2 separate regions of the Mus musculus genome follow, and region 1 is linked to region 2. The links are chromatin loops, found by intact Hi-C in ENCODE. Cell type or tissue: gastrocnemius. All regions are shown on one strand. Links, peaks and the distances in the headings refer to the core of each region. The heading gives the core; the rest is flanking DNA.

Region 1 (5,384 bases), core at 175-5,174, 59 kb after region 2:
CCAGCATGTGTAATCTGCACTTCTTGGTGAAGGTTTTCTTCCTCTGATTTCACATATCTTCCTTTGGATTCTGAGTCCCACTTGGCATTTGGTTTCTAGCCTGTATTTTATAAAAACAGGTAATACATAAACATATGACTATGAAAATAAAGGATACACACAGTCAAAATATTTTTAAAAGTAATTTGTTTTAATTTTATTTCCTTTTCTTTCTTTTCACTTTTTTCCTTTCTTTTCTTTCTTTCTTACTTTTTTTTTTTTTTTTTTTGTGGTGCTAGGGATTGAACACAGAGCATCACACATTCAGGCAAGTGCTCTGCCACTAAGCCACACCTCCAACCCCTGTGTCAGTTTCTATAAAGTGTGAAAATTCCATGTCATCCCATTTTATTATTTACTTATTCATTTTGGTTAATATTTTTGCATAGACACCAATCTCCAAACTCAGTAGCTTTTGCTTTCCCAGAGGTGTTGAATGAGTGTGAATGGCCAAGTCAAGGGTTTCAGCTAGAAGGTTCTGGAAGTGTTATAGCTACTAGGGGAAAATCTTCCCCAACAGAGGCTTTATAGCTCTGTGAGAAAACTCTTCCCCAGTGGAGGCATCAGAGCTCTGAATGGAAGCTTTCTCAGATGGAAGTTTTATAGCTCTGAGGGGGAAGGTGCACTGGAAGCCATGAGCCAAGGAATACCACAAGGTAACGCTGCACAACAAACCTCACACAAAGGATTTATTGGGAGAACCCCAAGAAGATGGTTGTCTCTGGTTGGGTGAGAAGCAGCAGGAAATTGGGTAAGATGCAGGTTTATATAGGTTTTTTTTTTTTTTTTTTGCAGTGGAGGATTTTTTCTAGAATGGTGATTTCAAGAATAAGGACTGGCAAGATTTCAAGTCCCGAGCTTGAAGCACGTCCAGGGATTGGTGGAATCTTCTGCTCAGGAATTGGTGGGTTTTCATGGTGAGGCATTGGTGGCTTTCATGCTCAGGGATTGGTGGGTTTGGGTAATGTTTTTTTTTTTTTTTTTTTTTTCATGCAGAAGTGGGCTGAGACCTTTTACCCTCCATATTCACCTGCTCCAGCTTGAGTGTGTGTGAGTGTTCAGTTGTGTTTGTCATTTCCCTTGGTGCGCTGTAGACTGTTCTTCATAGTACCTATACAGTTGCAAAAGACTGACACCACTCCTGTGGATATTGTCCAAATCTTTGCATCCATTATACTTGTCAAAATCCCATTGATCAAATCAAGTGATCTGATTAAGTTGAGTTGATATAAAAGGTTACCCTCTTTCCACAGTTGAAGGCCTTATACAATTATTTGGTAAATGGCACAGGAAGAAGTGAAGACTTATTTACCATCCTGAGTTAGGTTCTACGCTCATTCATGGAGAACACCATAGTACACAAAGCAGGAAAGATCATTGATTTGGAAATTGAAGAAATCTGATGTCTTCCATTTATTTGCTCTCTCTTCTACTCTAAAACGGTGTTGTATAACAGTCTCCTCTCAATTGGAATATCCTTTCATGGAAGGGATGGGGAGGCTCCAGAGACTTGGCAAGTAAACAAACTTCACATGTCTGAGAAAGCTGAAGTTTACAAGATATCCTTTGAGGTTAAGGAAGCAATAAACAGTCACTGGGGAAGGAGACAGACCTGCCAAATTGCTAGGAGGAGATTCTCAGCCTTGTTAAGCTGTCTGTGAGCCACGCAAAGTGCTTCAGGGATGGGTTCTCATCAGGTGGGCTTTTTGGTGATGCAGTTGCTTTTGAGTCTTCTGCTCCTGTAAGAAATTTCTCATTGGCACTCCTGTTGAGATGCTAAACATCATGTTTAGAGGATACATTTTCTGTGTTTGGCTTGTAAAAATAAAATTGTTTTTAGCTTGCATAAGCCATAAGGAAGTTGCTCCTACCTTAAATGTACCCTGTCATCAGGAATACTAACATGGACAACTTCCTGTTACAGTTGGGCTATTCTCTGTCTCTTCTCTCTGTCTCTGTCTCTCTCTCTGTCTTTCTCACTCTTTCCTTCTTTCTTCCTTTACATATTTTTTTTTATTAGTCTGTCATAGCTCAACTGTAGCCTCCCTTACCACTGCTTCTCTTAGGTCTTCCCTGTATCCACTCCTCCTTCAAGGAAAGGGCAAGCCTCCCAGGGTTATGAACCAAACAAGGCTTATAGAGTTCCAATAAGACTAGGCATCTCTCCTCATATCAAGGCTGGATGAAGCAACCCAGTATGAGGTAAAGGATGCCAAATGTAGGCAAAAGTATCAGAAAACAGTCCCCGTTCCCTCTGTTAGGAGTTCCACAAAACACCATCTATACCACTGTAACATATATGTAGAGGGCCTAGGTTAGAGCCATAGAGGTTACACCCTAATTGTTGGTTCAGTCTCAGTGAGGTCCTATGATGAATCCAGGTTAGTTTATTCTGTGGGTCTTCTTGTGACATTCTTGACTCCCTCTGGCTCCTACAAGCCTTCTTTCCCTTCTTCGCTAGGATTCACAGTTCTACCTTATGTTTGATCATGGATCTATACATCTGTACCAGTTGCTGGATGCAGCTTCTCTGATGATGATTATGCCAGGTACCTGTCTATGAATATAGCAGAATATAATTTCTTTACTTTGATTATTTATTTATTTATTTATTTATTTATTTATTTATTTATTATTTATTTATTTATTGTGCCAGTGCTAGGTCTCTGGGCCATCTGTCCTCTGGTTTCTGGTCCTCCAGGCCATGTCAAGGGTGAGCTGCCTCTTGTGAAATGGATCTCAAGCTGATCCAGTTATTGATTGGCTAGCCACTTTCACAATTTCTGTACCACCTTTACCCCAGGACATCATGTTGGCAGGGAAAATGGTAGGTCAAGGTTTTATGTCTGGGTTGGAGGCCAATCCCTCCACTGAAGTCTTGCCTCATAACAGGAGATGAGCCCCTGCCATGTCCCAGAGATTTTATGCAATCCTAAATTCATACTACCACTATACCCAAATGTTGTGTGAGACTAATGAGACAAAGTCTTATGTTTACTCTCCATAAGCAGAGAACTCATGAAAGCCCCAAGTAACGAGTCTACCATATCCCCCATTACTAGGAGTCTTTGGTAGGATCATCTTAACAGATGATCGTAGGTTTCTACCTTTCCTCCAATTGTCCTCCAATTTCAGTCATCTCTCTCATCTTTCTCCCTCCATCCTCCTCACAACCTGATTACTTCCGTTCCTGTCCCCTACCCACCCCTAGTCCACCTGGTGCACTTGGTCTATTCTAAAATAATTGTTGATTGTTTCTAAACATTTCATTGCTTCGCTATTTCTATAAGGTAATGAGTCACAGGATTAAGCAGGCTCGCTAAGTTCTGCTTTTGTATGAAATGCTTGCGTGGGTGGCTGAGGCAGGTTGTCTGTTACAAAATCACGTCTTGCCTGTACCTAGGCAGGATATGAGTTAATTTGGCTACCTGAAATGTTACAAATTTGTTGTTTTGGCCTTTGTAATCCTTGAGTTAATAATAGCCAGGGCCTTACCTAGAAAATTCTCTCTGGTTTGGTCCTGGCCAGTCTCTTCTAAAATAAAAAGCCTCTAATTTACTCAGACCAAATTTAAGTCATAAGCAAAGTTGAGTCATACTGATGAATCTCTGAATGACAACAGTAGTAACTCATCACACTGAACTTTGGTGACCTCATTGCTTTGGTCTGTCACGGGTTCTCTGCTTGTGGTGAATAGATGTATACGTGTTGACTCATTAATAATGCTCACACAACCTATGGGTTTAGTGGTATATGCATTGAAGACTGCACAAAATTCTTGAGACCTGGAAGGGGCTATGTGAGCCCTAGATCTCTTCTTTTGTAAATTGGTTTTTTCTTTATATATTTTTTTCATCCTGCTTCACAAGGCTCTTGTTTATCATGCTTATAATCTCTGTCATTAAAGAACCTCCAATCTGTTATTGTTCCTTGACATGAATCAGATACCTACAGGGACTCCTTTAATTCTACAAAAGGGAAACAAAGGAGAGCTGCTTCTGCCATCACACCTCCCAGGAGCAATTCCTTCAATTATTTTCAAAACATGTTCATTGAAATTCCTGATATGAGCGTTTCTGACAGAACAGGAGTCTAAATTGGGCTAAGATAGATTTGTGGATTTCTAATGAAAAGTTGCATAACTAAAAATAAACATGAATTACAGACACACCACGATGATCTCTGAACCTCTGAAGACTGAATTCTAAAATACCAGGATGGTTCATGCTGGCAGTGCATGAGGTGAGGTGTTGGAAGCCAAACTGACATTAGATGGAAATAGATCACAGTAGAATTATCAAATTGAAAACATCACTCTTTAGAAGGAATATTTGAAATACTGAAGAGTATAGGCTCTTGAACTATGAAAAGATGTTATTTTCTAAGTTATTTGGAATGGAACAATGGTGTCAAATGAAAGTTTATTTAAGGTGAAAATAACAAAAACTGGGTAGCTCCCCCATCCCCAGCCTCCAACTCTGTCTATTTCTACCTTATGTCTTTGAGACAGGTTCTCTCTGAACTTAGGCTGATTGTAGCCTCCAGTGGACACAGGTTACTGGGCTCCTGAAAGGAAAGCTGGGGATGGATGGGAAGGACGGTAAGAGAAATAACGAGCCAAGACAAAGTTCTCTGATCTCTTACACGCGTTCTCGCGACCGGCCAGGAAGAACGCAACAAACCGGAATCTTCTGCGGCAAAGCTTTATTGCTTACATCTTCAGGAGCCAGAGAGCAAGAGAGCAAGAGAGCAAGAGAGCAAGAGAGCAAGAGAGCAAGAGAGCAAGAGAGCAAGAGAGAGAATGGCGAAACCCCGTCCCTTTTAAGGAGAATTATCCTCCGCCTAGGACGTTGCTGTGGCCGCCAGCAGCTCGCAACGTGAACGGTTCGACTGAGAAGGCCACTCGAGCTGTAAGAGAGGAATCTAGTCGGGGCGAAAAAAGAAACGGAGCTAAGACAAATTCATTCTGATCAAAGCTCAAATTTTATTGTTGGGACACTAGTTATGAAGGAAGGGGGAGGGGACCCGATTCCCGCCGAATAATCTCGGGTCCAGTAGAAAGGTGCATGTGTGTGGCTCCTCAGGTTCCAGCAGTGGGCGTGGCAGAACGAATGAGCAGGAAGCTCCACCCCGAGCAAGCAGGTTTCAGGCTGGGGGAGGGGAGACTACAGGACGTGTCACTCCCTGATTGGCTGCAGCCCATCGGCCGAGTTGTCGTCACAGGGAAGGCAGAGCACATGGAGTGGAGAACTACCCTTGACACATGCGCAGATTATTTGTTTACCACTTAGAACACAGGATGTCAGCGCCATCTTGCAACAGCGAATGTGAGGGCGGCTCCCCAC
Region 2 (5,384 bases), core at 297-5,296:
ATGAGCCTGTGAGCCAAGGACATATCCTGTTAATGGAGAATTTTTGGCAAAGCAAAAATGATATTTAAAATTGGAAGAAGACATTGTCCAAAGATTTTAGAATATTCAAAATTAAATAAGAACCAACATTTCTGGTATATAGCTACCCTTTCCTTCAAGTAGATTAAATACAACTATCTCTGGGCTTCCAATCTGTCACTGGCCCTTCACAATCAACATTTTATTTTTATTTATTTTTCCATAATGATAAATAGAGGGAAACAATCTGACCTCATCAAAACCATTTCAGACCAACTTTGATGTATACAATCATGCAAAACCCCCACAGGTCAGCGTGTATCAGAGTGCTCACTCCTCAAGACTCAGACATCCTTACCTCCGTATTCTTCCATTCTGGGAGTTGTCTTGGCTGTTACAGGCTTTATAAGAGGCAGCACCTAAGTATCCGAAGCAGTTCAGCTAAAAAGTCAGTGTACCAAGATGACAACTCTCTCACATAAGGTTCCTTAAATGAAAATCCTTCTTTCCTTGCTTGGCGGGGTGACCCAGGAGCTTCTTGTGATGGGTTTGCTGTTCGGGTGGATGATACTGGATTCTACCACCATCACATTTTCTTTGCCTCTGAGCTCCTGTTAACCAAGATGGCTGCATCTCACCGGACTATTGTCTCTTTGCAGGAGACCAGTATGTCTGAGGAGGAAGAGATTAGAAAGTAGGACTCAAACGACTGTTACAGATGAAAGGAGCCACTTTTCCCATTCTTGGGTCTATTGACCCATGAGTTTAAGAATGGTGTATGTATTGGTGGCCACTTTCCTGGCCTGATGTTGGTAAAGCTTTTAGGTGGTCTTGATAGTTCTATTTGGTGAGGTCAGTCACACAACAGGGCATGCTCAGTGGACCGGAATGCCTGTCAGGGGCAGTTGCAAAGAATGACCAACTGACACAGCAGCCAAGCCACTCCTCCCTACTGCTCCCCTGCCCACCACTCCTTGCTGACTTATCAGAACTCTAAGCTTCCCATAGGCTCAGGCTTTTTCTATTTATTTCATTCATTTCCTGTCTATTTGGTTTCAAATGATTTGTTGCATGAATATCTTGGCTATGATATTTTCATAGGGTGGACCTGAATCTTGTCCAAATGCCCGCTAAGCCTAGGTCTGTGTGATTTCAGTTTCATACAGGGAAGACGATGACTTCTGGCACAATATATGGGGCTGGGTGTTCAGGGAAGATGCTCATTCCAATTTTGATGGTTGCTTCTCAGGCTAAGTATTTTTACCATACCACCCCATGTTCTTTTTTTCCATCTTCCTTCTTCCATCTATTTTCTTCCCCCTTCTGCCATCATGTGCTGTCACACACACGCACCCCCACCCCCCACCCCCACACACATTCTAGGATCTAGCATAACTGTCTCTGAGAAGCTCTATCCAGCAGCTGACTGAAACAGATGACGGGGACTCTTAGGGAAGAGTTAGGGGAAGGATTGAAGGCCCAGAGGAGGATAAGGAATTCCACAGGAAGATGAACAGAGTCAACTTGCCTGGACACTTGGGACTTTCAGAGATTGAGCCACAAACCAAAGAACACACACAGGCTTTAGCCCTCGGCACATATGTAGCAGATGTGCAGCTTGGTTTTCATGTGGGTCCCCTAATAGCTGGAGTGGAGGTTTTCCCTAAAGCTCTAGCTCGATTATGGTTTCTGTTCCCCAACAGGGCTGCATTGTCCGGCCTCAGTGGGAGAGGATGTGCCTAATAGACTTGATACAACAGGTTCAGGGGATATTGGGGGTGGGGGTGGGCACGGGCACCCTCTCAGAGAAGAAGGGGATGGGGAATAGAGGATGGGGGAGAGGCTCTGAGAGGGAAGGACTGGGAACAAGGCACTGTTTAGGATGTAAATAAATAAATAAATAAATGGAAAAAAAATCTAGGCTCAACAAATGAGAAGAAATAGATACTTGTCTTCTGAGCCAGGCTTATTTTTCTTAATATTACAGTACCCAGTGTCACCCGTTTTCTAGCAAAAAAGCAATTTGATTTTGATTTGTAGCTGAATAAAGCTAGATTGTGTGCACACGCATACACACACACACACACACACACACACACACACACACACACACACACATTATCACATTTATTTTACTCACTCTTGTCATGGCAGACATCTTAGCTGGTTCCACTTGGCTAATGTGAACAGCACAGCAGAGAACTTGGATGTGCTCATATCCTTGTAGTAGGACATGTATATGGATATACACCCAGGAATGCCAGAGCTGGTTCATATGGTAGTTCTAGCTTTAGTTTTGTGAGGAACTTCCACTCTCCACACTATGAGTGGCTGCAGTAATTACACTCCTACCAGGGGTATATGAGAATTTCATCCTTACCAGCATTTTTTTTCTCCATGTTATGCCATTTATTGATTGGGTTGTTTTGCTTTCAGTATTTAATTAGATTTTAGTTTTTAAATGTGTTCTAGATATCAAGCCATGTCAGATGGGTTGTTAGTGAGGAGTTTTCTTCCCTTCTGTATAGCCTGTCTCTTCATTGTATTATTTCCTTTGCTGTGCAGAAACTTCTTAATTTCATGTTATCCTATGTGTCCACCCTTTGTGTTATTTACAGAGCTGTGGAGTCCTTTTCAGAACGTCCCTGCCTTTGTCTATTGAAGTTTCCTCTGTGATCTCTCCTAGCACTCTTGGAGTTGCAGGCCTTACAACTCTTTGTTACATTGTAAACAGATCTTGTTAACCATCCATCTAGTAGATGTGTTTGTCTCAGTTTTCCAAGTCAGCATCACTTTTTCTGAGCATGTCATGCAAAGCAAATTTTCCCAATGTGCACCTGGTGCTCTTATTTAAAATGTCAATTCCAGGGCCTACCTCCGACCTGGTAAATTTGAACAAGGCAGCAAGAATCTCTGTTAGAATGAGCACTGATCCATATTTTAGCAAGGATCATTAATGTCTAAGAAACACTTGGCAGGATCCTTGCCTCAACAACCCACTTGGAAATAAGCATAAATTTCGCCACGTTTTTGAGGATGCTCATTGTGATTGGAAAGGATAACAACTATTCTTCTATTGCTTTCTGATTCATTCACACCATTAACAGACTAGTGAGTCCGAGTGTTACTGTGGTGATTAGTGGCATCCTGAAATTCAATGCTGTTCTGAAAGCATACACATGCAAGTAGTGTTATTTGGATTGAACAGGTTGTGTGTGTGTGTGTGTGTGTGTGTGTGTGTGTGTGTATATTCCTAAATCTTTATGTGTGTATAGTATATATTCATATATATATATTCATATATATATATATGAATGAGTGTACAGGTTTATATATATTTAGAAACATATGTGTGTACCACACATATATACATGAGTATGTATGTGGTACACACACATACAGATACATCCATATCCACATACATAACAACAAAGAAAAAGAGACCATGACTTTTAGTGAGAGTGTGGGGCAGTGATACATGAGAGGAGTTGGAGGGAAAAAAGGGAAGGGGTAAATAGTATAATTTTATTGTAATCCTCCCAAATTAAAAAAATACATAAAAATAAAAAAAGAGATGAGAAATAACATGCTTTTGGAATAATAAAGAACAATGTGCAATAACATTAATAAAGTTAACAATTAGAAATCTAGCTATTTAGGAAATTGTTATAATCTTTTTCCATGAATGGCAACAAGTGATTTTTCTGCATTTCCATGAATAAAGATTTTGTTGACTTCATAGAAAATTCGGGAGGCTAGGAGATGATTGATTTATATTAACTTTGTCATTTATTCATCAGGGTAATCAAAATGAATTTTCTTGACTGACGCCTTTTCAGATAAAATACATTTAAACCGATTAGGAATCCTCATAGTCTCAGCACAGCTAATTTTCTCTAATTTTTCCCTTTGGGGAGGAGGGCCTTCTCGCTTATTTTCATCAATGCCTCTTCTCCTTAGACTAGATAAACACAATGTAGGTTTGATTCATCTGAGGCTCGCGAGGCATGTTAAACAGCAGTTCCCAAAGCTGGTAAGACTATGTGTAGTAAGGAATTCAATGTTTATGAAGGAGCCTGAACTCAGCCTTCTTATGAACTGGAGTGCCTCTTTGTTAAGTAATAACTCTCTGTTTTCAATGTACTTTGTCTGCATCGTGCTTCCTGTATTCTTGTGGGAAAGTAAACCAAGGTCCCCAACGAAATTTGATTTCTCAACTATAAAAACATTAAGGGATCCTTTAAGCTGACTTCGTGACCATCTCTTATGCCAAGTTTCCCTCCCCCATTTTCATGGTAATTCCAAAACCATTTATAGTCCTCCTAATTACAAAGCAATACAGCTATAAGTGCATCTTTGTGCCAGACCATTGATGTGTAGGGAGTTTCTTATTCTCTTGTATATAGACACAGTAGGAAACCTCTCATCTTGGGGGAACCTCCCCTCTTGTATTGGCAGAAGTCTGCGATACAGAGGAGACTGGGGAACCTAGCAGGGATTAATCCCAAGGCAATGCCACTGTGAATCTTGAGCTAAGGGAAATAGGTATGTGTCAGACCCTATTTCACTGACTGAGCTAATGAATTAATGTTCCTTGATTAAAAATCCTCAAGAGATGTTACTTGTGAATTACTAATGTGAAACATATGCAATCAGCAGTTATATTTCCTCTTATCATGAAAAGAATTGCATTTTAAAATGAAGAGCATGGTTTTAAAGGCATCCCTTTAGGGATTTGGAAAGCTTGAAGACAAAATCTCTTTGGTTCTTTTTATGCAATGGCTTCATTCTTTTTTTTTTTTTTTCATTTTTTATTAGGTATTTAGCTCATTTACATTTCCAATGCTATACCAAAAGTCCCCCATACCCACCCACCCCCAATCCCCTACCCACCCACTCCCCCTTTTTGGCCCTGGCGTTCCCCTGTACTGGGGCATATAAAGTTTGCGTGTCCAATGGGCCTCTCTTTCCAGTGATGGCCGACTAGGCCATCTTTTGATACATATGCAGCTAGAGTCAAGAGCTCTGGGGTACTGGTTAGTTCATAATGTTGTTCCGCCTATAGGGTTGCAGAGCCTTTTAGCTCCTTGGCTACTTTCTCTAGCTCCTCCATTGGGAGCCCTGTGATCCATCCATTAGCTGACTGTGAGCATCCACTTCTGTGTTTGCTAGGCCCCGGCATAGTCTCACAAGAGACAGCTACATCTGGGTCCTTTCGATAAAATCTTGCTAGTGTATGCAATGGTGTCAGCGTTTGGATGCTGATTATGGGGTGGATCCCTGGATATGGAAGTCTCTACATGGACCATCCTTTCATCTCAGCTCCAAACTTTGTCTCTGTAACTCCTTCCAAGGGTGTTTTGTTC

Evidence for each region. Hi-C counts contacts between places; a loop is a spot of excess contacts. Peaks named below come from ENCODE experiments on the same cell type or tissue, not always from the same donor. Only the 100,000 strongest peaks of a DNase experiment are listed, where the experiment ranks them.
Region 1: it touches region 2 in a loop (7-fold over the local background); 4 of 42 quality-filtered maps call a loop at or near these places.

What each region holds. Positions count from the first base shown.
Region 1 is chr15:4,834,784-4,840,167 of GRCm38, reverse strand. No RefSeq gene overlaps it. Among named protein-coding and RNA genes, the nearest start is that of Mroh2b, 61 kb to the left of the region's middle. In gastrocnemius, for the core only: no CTCF peak of the experiment used is centred there; no DNase peak of the experiment used is centred there.
Region 2 is chr15:4,894,195-4,899,578 of GRCm38, reverse strand. It overlaps Mroh2b (maestro heat-like repeat family member 2B), which reads right to left and starts at 842. Exons shown (of 42, transcript NM_001166066.1): 1 at 377-842. The coding sequence starts at 392. In gastrocnemius, for the core only: no CTCF peak of the experiment used is centred there; no DNase peak of the experiment used is centred there.